Linked DNA regions of Homo sapiens: region 1 is linked to region 2. A link is a contact called in ENCODE Hi-C data. All regions are on one chromosome and are shown on one strand. Each heading gives the region's core, a stretch centred on a gene start or an enhancer-like site at or near the end of the contact. The rest is flanking DNA. Distances are from core to core; before and after follow the strand shown. Region 1 overlaps GRIN2A (glutamate ionotropic receptor NMDA type subunit 2A). Region 2 holds the start of CARHSP1-DT (CARHSP1 divergent transcript).

Region 1 (4,704 bases), core at 1,650-4,149, 1.0 Mb before region 2:
AGTGCCAAACCCCACAGGGGATACACCAGTGAAAACAACAGAGCATGACCCCTGGGGTTATAATCTCATAGGGAATTTAAACAAAAATGAGTAAGGAATCAAATACATAAAATAATTGCACTATATTATGGCTCCTGTGAAGGGCAGATATGGGGTACTGAGATGGAAAACGTGAAGGATGGAAGGAACACACCTCTTGCCTCTTTGCAGAAGTGATGTTTCTACTGAAAGCTGAAGGGTGAAGAATCAGATATGAAAAGAGCCGGAGAAAAGTCATTCCAGCCAAAGGGAGCAGAGTGCGCAAAGTCCCTGAGATGGGAAATATTTTAGTGTTTATAAGGTAATAAAAACACTTATTCTCATGGTAGACTCAGTTTCGGGTCTTTCTCACTTCAGAGTGTCTGCTATGAACCACTAGGCAACGCTACCTCTGCAAAAGGGAAAGTTGGGTGTTTGAAGGCCAAGAGACACCATGGAGCAGTAGCTGCCAAAAGGATGCTCATCACTTCCTCACATCACTTACTTAACTCCCCAGAAGAAAATTCCTTTCATATGTTAAATGACCAACTCCATCTCTGCCTTGTAAAAGCTGGAGGAGATATTTGAAGGGCTTCTGTTAATATATGGGATGTGGGTGGCGGGGAGGAACTGGTGGAAAAGAGGTCATGCCTTGAAAGGTTGGAAAAGGGAGGATGGTGGAAAAAGAGCTAGGAGTGGACCGTTGACTCCTAGTGAAGAAGGCTGCATCACCAGCCACCTCCGAGGTGGAATACCAGGTGTCTGTTAATCCGCAGCAGGATACTATTAGAAAGCCCATTTCACTTGTCACTGTATCGCTGTGGCTCTGAGAGTTGTGCCTTTTGGTTCCAAATTGTTTTCATTTCAGTACCTTCCTTCCCAATAAGTGGTATTGAAAATGAGGGAAGAATGAGAAGACCTCGATTTATACGTGCCGGCAGATTCAGGGTGTATGAAAAGCTCCTACTCACAATTTCTGGTTCTCTTGAGAAGTTGGGTGATGTTTAATGCAACTTTCTCTTCTTTTTTTCCAAGGACTCATGTCATGAAGCTTTTGACTGTTGGGAGGATCTGTGGGGTCATGGGATCATTTTGCTTTATTACCCTCCTAATTAGACATAATTAATAATTATTACAATAATGTTATATAGTGTTTTAGACTCATATACAAAATCTTGAATCCTCATAACAATTCTTTGAGTTGCATGGGATTATTCCAATTTTACAGATAATGTTCACAGAGGTGACATCATATAACCAAGATTACACAAAGAGATTGACCTAACTCTTATGCCTCCAACTCCAGAAGACAAAGTTGGCAAATAATTGGCAGATGAGAAATTGTTGCAGCACTCTCAATAATCCCAGGAAGGAAGTACAGATGTTGATTAATTAACAACAACCAAAGGTATTATCACATCTACAGTAATTAGCATTTATCAAGTGCCTAGAGTGTGTCTGGCATACTGTGCTAAATTCTATTTATTAATCAATCTAATTCTCACAACAAACCTGTCATGTAGGTGCCATTAGTATCTCCATTTAACAGATGAAAAAACGGAGGCTCAAAGAGGTGAAATAACAACTAGTTTATATAAGTAGCAAGTTGCAGAGACAGTTCACAAACCCAAATAATTTAACTCCAGAGTCAGTGCTTGTCACCACCACCTAAACTACCTCCATTGATGGTGTACTTCTAATATTAATAACAATGACATCAATTACATCAATTCATTGGACAGAGCAACTGTGAGTTGTGAGTCCCATCTCTTACCATTGGTTAAAAAAACATACAAGTTTTAGGAGCAGGATTCCATTACACTGTCTCTGTTCAAATAAGTAGAAACAAGTAATTGGGGCAATGGCCTTGATAAATAATCTTACCATAAAGCTGCTTTCACAGAAAAATACTTGTTTGTATGTATTTTCTACCTTTATTAGAACATTTGGATAGTTGTGTAGGTCTGTGCTGTTCTTAAGGAAGGTGGCTATTATTAAGGGTGGTGGACTTGATTCAAGTCCTCCCAGTTTTGATGTGTTCCTTGACCAGTTGATTCTTATTTCCCTGACTTGTAAATTGCCGTCAGCTTCAGCTTGCCTTATTAAGAATTCTGTATAGTTGGCCGGGAGTGGTGGCTCACGCCTGTAATCCCAGCACTTTCGGAGGCTGAGGCGGGCGGATCATGAGGTCAGGAGATCAAGACCATCCTAGCTAACATGGTGAAACCCCATCTCTACTAAAAATACAAAAAATTAGCCGGGTGCAGTGGCAGTTGCCTGTAGTCCCAGCTACTAGGGAGGCTGAGGCAGGAGAATGGCGTGAACCCGGGAGGCGGAGCTTGCAGTGAGACGAGATCGCGCCACTGCACTCCAGCCTGGATGAAAGAGTGAGATTCCGTCTCATTAAAAAAAAAAAAAAAAAAAAAAAAAAAAAAAAAAAAAAAAAAAAAAGCTGCATAATCAATAGGCTGTAAATAAATGGAAACATATGCCCCTTCCCACATGTGGGGAATGTTGCTGTTGGCTCTTCTGCCCCTTAGCTGTCTTGTAGCACAATGCTTCAGCTTTCAGTTGAGTCTCTTTGTGGCTTGTCTAACTGCTGCTATCATATCCAGGTGATTAAGCTGTTATAGCCTTAATGGCAAGTTTCAATTCACTGTCGTCTTCCTCAGCTTTGGGTCTGGGAGCCCCTTACGTTCCCACTTTGTTCTCTCTGGGACCATCTTTCCATCTTCAATAAGCCTAACTTCTGAGCCACAGCAAAACAAATGCGTATGCGTTGAAGATAGTTTCAGAACTTGTGCATTGGGAAATTTTCTGTGGTTTAACACGGTGAGAAGAACTGGAATAGCCTGTGCTGTTCAGAAGCCAGAACTGATACTGAAAGCAGGTGCAGGCCTGTCAGCCACACAGCTGGTTGAGTTAACTCTATTAGACACTATTGGACAATTTTGTTATCTGAAATAGAAACCAGTATGGTGGCAGGCTGTCCCTTTGCCAAATGATGCCCCTGCTAGGCTGGTTTAGGTCTGCCTTTCTTGTTGGTGCATCTGCTGGGTTTTGCTGCCAGCATGTTGAAAACTGGCAGTTCTGTAAAGTTTTATTGTCTTCCTAGGTGTTTTTGTCCAGGAAAGAAATACTAAGATTTGCCGTTTTTTTAAATGATGACTTGGCATTTTGACTCTTGGCTGTACTTTAGCTGGAAGAAATTAGTGTCTGATTTTATTCTAATACTGGAACTGCATCTTTTTTTTTTTTTTAACCAAGAATGATTTTCTAGTTCTCTCCAAATCAAACATTCTTGGGAGCCTCTATTCTAAATTGTTTTTCACACTCAGTTCTAATGCCTTCACGTAATGGATTTTGTAATTTTGTTCTTTTCTTTTTTTCTTTTGAAAATCAGCAACAAGTAAAAAGAACCCCTGTGGGTGAAATACAATATCCCTCCCAAAGGAGAAATGGAAAAAAAAATGTTATTTCAAACTTCAAGCCCAAACGTTATCTGCCTTCTACATTTTAAGCAGGCTCAGAGCCTTGAGGATTGAGTCAAAGAATGCAAAACATGACCTCTCAAAGGCAAAAGCTAAAAAAAAAGTTGGACCTAGAACATCAAATAGCTCTTACCAAAGAGTGTTTTGATGAGTGAAGTGTAAATGAAGCGTAGAATATAGCTCTTTTCCAGGATACAAGGCCCAATTTCCGAAACATGCAAACACTCTCTCAATTGAATGCATTAGCTGCTTAGTTCCAGAGCTGCTGAAGTATAAAATGCGATAACTTATGTTAAACACCCAGCACTGTGCCTAGCCGATGTTGGACCCTCAATTTAATATTATTATTAATTATTTCTATATAGAGGGGAAACATAAAGAAACTTGTTTCAATTACTTATTTGACCTAAAATACAAGGTTGCACAATGCGTTGTAGCAAATGTCTATAAATCTTTACATAAAGGTCCCTGGAATAGAATCTCATTCTGCAAATTCAAGATCCTGTCTGGAGAAAAAGAGTGAAGACTCTATATGTATATTTTTGAATGAAATAGAGCACCCATATCTACTATGTGTCTTATGAGAAATGTTTCCCTAGAGGAGACTCATAAGGAGTGACCCAAGAACTGGCTTCAGAGTTTTAAAGGACTGCCATCCGGAAATTGTAGTAGAATTAGTCTCCTTTGCTTACAGTAGAGAACTAGAGCTAGTGGGTTGAAGCTTCAAGGAAATAACTGTGGTTCAGTGAAAGGAAACTCTTGCTGACACTTTAAGCTATCAGTGGAAGGGACCCTCCAAAGAAGTGGAGAGAAATCATGTGGACACTGGAATCTTCTGGCAGGAAGACTGGGAAGAGTTTCTGCAATGTATGGCGAGGCCAAGGGCAGAGGGAGCAGTTCTGTTGGTTTAGATAGATAACCTTAAAACTCTTCTATGTGGAGACTATTTGGGTCCAGCTGAATTATCTGCCTTGGAATCCTCCCATCCACTTTTGCTGAACAGCACAGCTATTACTGCCTTTTAGATATGAAATTCAATAGCATTTGTTCCTTGGCTCAGATCATTCACCTTTAATTGTGCCCATTAATACCAGTGATAACTAATGTTTATTCTTCAGTTACTATGTTCCAGGCTCTCTACAAAGTGTTTTGTGCATATTGCCCTTTTAATACGCAGAGATACTCCATATGAGTA
Region 2 (4,658 bases), core at 661-3,160:
CCCATTCAGAACATTTCATACAGATGGAATCACACAAAGTGCGGCCTTTGTGTGGCTTCTTTCTCTTAGCATATTTTCAAGGTTCCTCTATGTTGTAGCTTGCATCAAGATTTCATTCCTGTTGATGAGTGAATAGTTGTCTACTGTATAGATACACAACATTTTGTTTATCCTTTCATCACTTGATGGACATCTGAGCTGTTTCTCCCTTTTGGCTACTATGAGTAATACTGCTATAAATCTTACTCTGTCACCCAGGCTGGAGTGCAGCAGTGCAGTCACGGATCACAGCAGCCTCGATCTCCTGGGCTCAAGGGATCCTCCCACCTCAGCCTCCCCAGTAGCTGGGACTACAGGTGGGTGCTACTACTCCTGGCTAATTAAAACTTTTTTTTTTTTGGTAAAGAAGGGGTCTTACTATGTTGTCCAGGCTGGTCATAAACTCCTGGGCTTAAGAGATCCTCCTGTCTCGGTCTCCCAAAGTGCTGGGATTACAGGCGTGAGCCACCACGCCCAGCCCAACAAGTAAATCATTATTTATCTATTTATTTATTTTTGAGATGGAGTCTTGCTCTGTCGCCCAGGCAGGCTGGAGTGCAGTGGCACTATCTCGGCTCATTGCAAGCTCCGCCTCCCGGGTTCACGCCATTCTCCTGCCTCAGCCTCCCGAGTAGCTGGGACTACAGGGGCCCGCCACCGCGCCCGGCTAATTTTTAATATTTTTAATAGAGACGGGGTTTCCCCGTGGTCTCGTTCTCCTGACCTCGTGATCCGCCCGCCTCGGCCTCCCAAAGTGCTGGGATTACAGGCGTGAGCCACCGCGCCCGGCCTATTTATTTATTTTTAACTTTTTTTCCCCCCCGAGACGGAGACTCGCTGTCGCCCAGGCTGGAGTGCAGTGGCATGATCCTGGCTCACTGCAACCTCCACCTCCCGGGTTCAAGTGATTCTCCTGCCTCAGTCTCCCAAGTAACTGGGATTACAGGCACCCGCCACCAAGCCCGGCAAATTTTTGTATTTTTCATAGACACGGGGTTTCGCCATGTTGGCCAGGCTGGTCTCCAACTCCTGAGCTCAAGTGATCCTCCTGCCTCGGCCTCCCAAAGAGCTGGAATTACAGGCGTGAGCCACCGCACCCGGCCTCAAGTAAATTTTTGTGTGGACAAACATTTTTATTTCTCTTGGGCGCGCAGACACCTAGGAGTGGAGTTGATGGGTTTTATGGAGACTCCAGGGCTCGTGGTTTGAGGAACCGCCGGGCTTTTTCCACAGCAGCTGCGCGGTTGTTCCCACCAGCCGTCTAGGACGGTTCCTTGCCTGGCTTGGACTAGTTGGTTTCGCTGCTGGGCCTTTTCCCCAGTGGCCCCAATAGGGGCTGCAGAGTGAGGCAGGCACAGTCCTCACCGCCGCCTCCGGGGGCCCTGTTGTCCCGGGCGAGCTCCGGGGACCTCTCTCCTTCCCCGCGCCCCTCAAATACCAAGCTGACCCTGGTCCCGGGATCTAGGCTCGCCTTCAGGGGCTGCTCTCGACTGGCCGTGCCCATGGGCTGGTCGCCTCTCTGTGCCTCAGTTTCCTCTCCTGCAAAACAGAGGTAACATTTTTTACCTCCAAAAACAGAGGACTCAAGGAAGGCTAGAAATGAAACAAGAGAAGAGAACAAAATCAAAATCCCCAACGAGAAAACAAAACCCTGTTTTTCTGGTGTGTGTGTGCGTGTGTATTTTTTCTTTCCCTTTTCCTCCTTTCTGTTTTTTGCTTGTTTTCTTCCGTCTCTCTTTTCATTCCTTTATTTCCTTTCTGCTAAAAGTGACACCCTCCGGGATTATACAGATTTTAGAGCCAAAGGCAGGTGGGAGCCGCACCTGGCGCGCGTGGCGAGGGGAAGGAACTGCACGGGCGCAGGGACACAGTTCCCCCACTTTGCAGGGGCGTTTTCTGCTGGTGGGTGCAGCCCAGCTCCGCCCCGCCCCGCCCCGCCCCGGCCCCTACGTCCCGCGCTCTGCGTTCCGCTCTCCCGCCAGTCTAAGGCGCGGACACAAAGGTCCTGTCCGGGCCACTCCCGCCCCGCCCGCCCCCACCGTCCCGGGCTCCCTCCCGCAGCCCCATTGGCCGGGAGCTCCTGGGGGCGGGGATCGGCGCCCCACCCCCCCTCGGGCCACGCCCCCTCCCCAGCTCCGCGCTCTCAGTCGGAGCGAAGCGGCTGGCGGAGCAGAACGGATTGCAGGGTAGGGAGCTCTTCTCGGGGACCCCAGGATAGGCGCCCCTGGCCCGCGGCCCCGGGAGCCGCAGGGGTGGGGCCTCGGCCTCCTCTGCCTCCATCGTCCCCCATCCTGCAGGGTCTTCTAGCTCGGCAGAGGAGGGCTCCGGGCTGGGTTTCTCGGGGCCTGTTTGGGGAACGCGGGTTGCTCCTCCCCAGGGGAAGGGGTGGGTGTGGCAACAGCGGCAAGGATTCTAGGCGGACGTCGGGTAGTACTTCCCGCCTGGCCACCTGTTCTCTGCGTGCAGGGGAAGCTCTTCCCGCCCTCCCCGCTGCTTTTGCCTTTGGGCGGGAGCCCTGGACGGGGGACTCGCCGGGCGGTGGGGCGAGGCGCGGGGGGCGTCGCACGCGGGAAGCAGAGCCACCCCCCGCCGGGCCTGGCCGCGCCAGCTGTGGCTCGAGGTTGGGACGGCGGCCAGGCCCGGCGGGGGAGGTGGGGAGCCGTCCTGGCGCCGCGCGATTAGCCGCATCTGGGGGAGGAGGAGCCGCCGGGCGCGCTGGGCCCGGGTGTTTGCGCCCGGATGGGGGTGGGGGTGCCTTAGGCGCTGGAGAAAAACTTCACCCGCGCCCACAGGCCCCCTTTCCGCAGGCTGCGCTGGCGGTTCAGGTTTGCAGGCCGGAAGTGAAATGTTCTTTTTTGATTTTTAAAAAGGAAGCCTCCGGCCCTATGGTTTTCTGGGGTTGGAGTGGATGTGTGTGCTGGGGGAGGCGGAGACGTCCCGCTCCAGGCAGGGCCTTGGGTCTTAATAGGTGGGGAAATCTCTGCCAAATAGGAGGCCTCTCGGAGCCTCAGTTTCCCCATCTGCAGACTGGGCTCTGACTTCTTCTGGCATGAGAGGGTGTGTGAGAGTAAAAGGAGGCAGCTAGCCCCGTGCCGGGAGACACGTAAGCTACTGTTTTTTAACTTGCTGTTTTGATATTTCTCAGTCTCTCTGTGCCCAGTCTTGCTTGCCCCTGTCATTTGCTGCCACTCTGAAGCCAGAGGGAACTTAGAAAAACAATCCGCTTAGATCTACCCCACGCTGAAAATCGTCCACCGAAGTCCCATTGTCGTCTAAGTCCCCAACTTCTCAGCAGGGCTTCCTGTTATCTTCCGCCACTACCTTCTCCAGCCTCTCTCTGCCTCTGTTCTCCCTCCCTTCGGGCCTTTGGCCCTCCTCTGGGCTCGGGGTCCTCCTTGGAGACCCCACCGCCCTCTGCACTCCCTGGGTGGCCTCGGTGATGACCGTGAGTTCTCGATGCTGGTCCCTTCAGGGCAAGAAAGAGGCGCAGAGCCCGGCTGGGAGTAGATGTTTTCAATGAGCTGAGCTAGGCCTGGCGTGGGGCCATGGGGTGGGGTTGAGGGTGGTTGACGGTGGGTCCCCTAGGTAGGGGATCGGTCTTTGTTCCACCGAGTGGCAAAGCCAGCGCATTTGGTTTGTGTTCCATCAGCAGGGGCAGGAATGGGAGGGAAGGTGATTTCAGATGGGCCCGTGCCTGACACTTCCACCATCAGCCGCACTATTGTGGACTGAGCCCGCCGTGCGCTTGGCATTTTCGCGGCACCATCTGCACAGCGTCCGAGCCCTGCGACGCAGCACCGCTCCTGTCCCCTTTGACAGATGAGGAAACTCGGGTGGGGCGGTGAAATCGCCTGGCAGGGGTCACAGAGGGAGTGGGGACCAGTCAGGGCTCAATCTCAGGTCTGAGCCAAAGCCCCCCGAGAATGGAGGGAAGGATGGAGGGATTGAGTGGGGGAGGCGTGTAGAGTAGGGTTCTTGTTGAGAAGGAGGGCTTGGGCTTCCCGCAGGAGGGGCAGTCCAGGCTGAGAACTGGGGCGGGCGCAGGGTCCCAGGTGGGTGGTGGCGGTGGGGTGACCGTCTCCCTGCTGGGTGGGGTCGCCCGTCCGGTCGAGGCCGTCCAGGGGTGCTAATGGGGGCACAGGCAATGGCAATGTTGGAGGCCCCCTTGGGTTCCCGGTACACTCCTCGGGTTTCCGGCCTCTTCCCAGCACTCAGGGGCTCCTGAGGGCGGAAGAGCTATTCCCAGCTTGGCGGGGCCTGGGAGGGGGCTCTGGGCAGACGTAGGCGCCGGGCTGCACCTTCCCTGCCCGCCTGTTTGCACTTCTCTGTGACTGTTGGCTTCAGGTCCTTAGCCAGCGGAGGGCTGACTCCGGCCTGGCTGCCCCCTCCCCTTTGCCTCCCGTCCCTCCCCCTGGACACTCCAACCCCCATCCCTTCGTGTCCCTCCCCCTCCTCTCTCTCTGCTCCTCCCTCGCCAGACCCCCCGCTCTCCCCGGAACAATGGAGGGGAATGTGGCTAGGCCAGCCTGACGCTGCTGCGTCAACCTCTGGCTCGTTCTCGGCCTCTATCGCTTCCAGGGACCCTTCTATCTGGGCTCAGCTGACCCGCCCCGCCTCTC

The links. A loop is a pair of places that touch in the nucleus more often than their neighbours do. Pooled maps may share reads with other maps.
Region 1: a pooled map shows a loop between it and region 2 (5-fold over the local background). The contact joins the enhancer-like site here to the promoter of CARHSP1-DT in region 2. A Hi-C loop is called at or near these places in 2 of 50 pooled maps.

The regions. Positions count from the first base shown.
Region 1 is chr16:9,912,671-9,917,374 of GRCh38, reverse strand. All of the region lies in intron 3 of GRIN2A (glutamate ionotropic receptor NMDA type subunit 2A), which reads left to right. Among named protein-coding and RNA genes, the nearest start is that of GRIN2A, 270 kb to the left of the region's middle. Within about 2 kb of position 2,899, at least 3 of the 41 ENCODE cell types and tissues checked have a DNase peak (open chromatin) inside an H3K27ac peak, as active enhancers do.
Region 2 is chr16:8,866,533-8,871,190 of GRCh38, reverse strand. CARHSP1-DT (CARHSP1 divergent transcript) reads right to left here and starts at 1,910. Exons shown (of 2, transcript NR_186721.1): 1 at 1,863-1,910; 2 at 1,152-1,578. CARHSP1 (calcium regulated heat stable protein 1) reads left to right here and starts at 2,185. Exons shown (of 4, transcript NM_014316.4): 1 at 2,185-2,225. RefSeq lists a silencer at 1,863-2,822 and enhancers at 2,963-3,022, 4,028-4,658.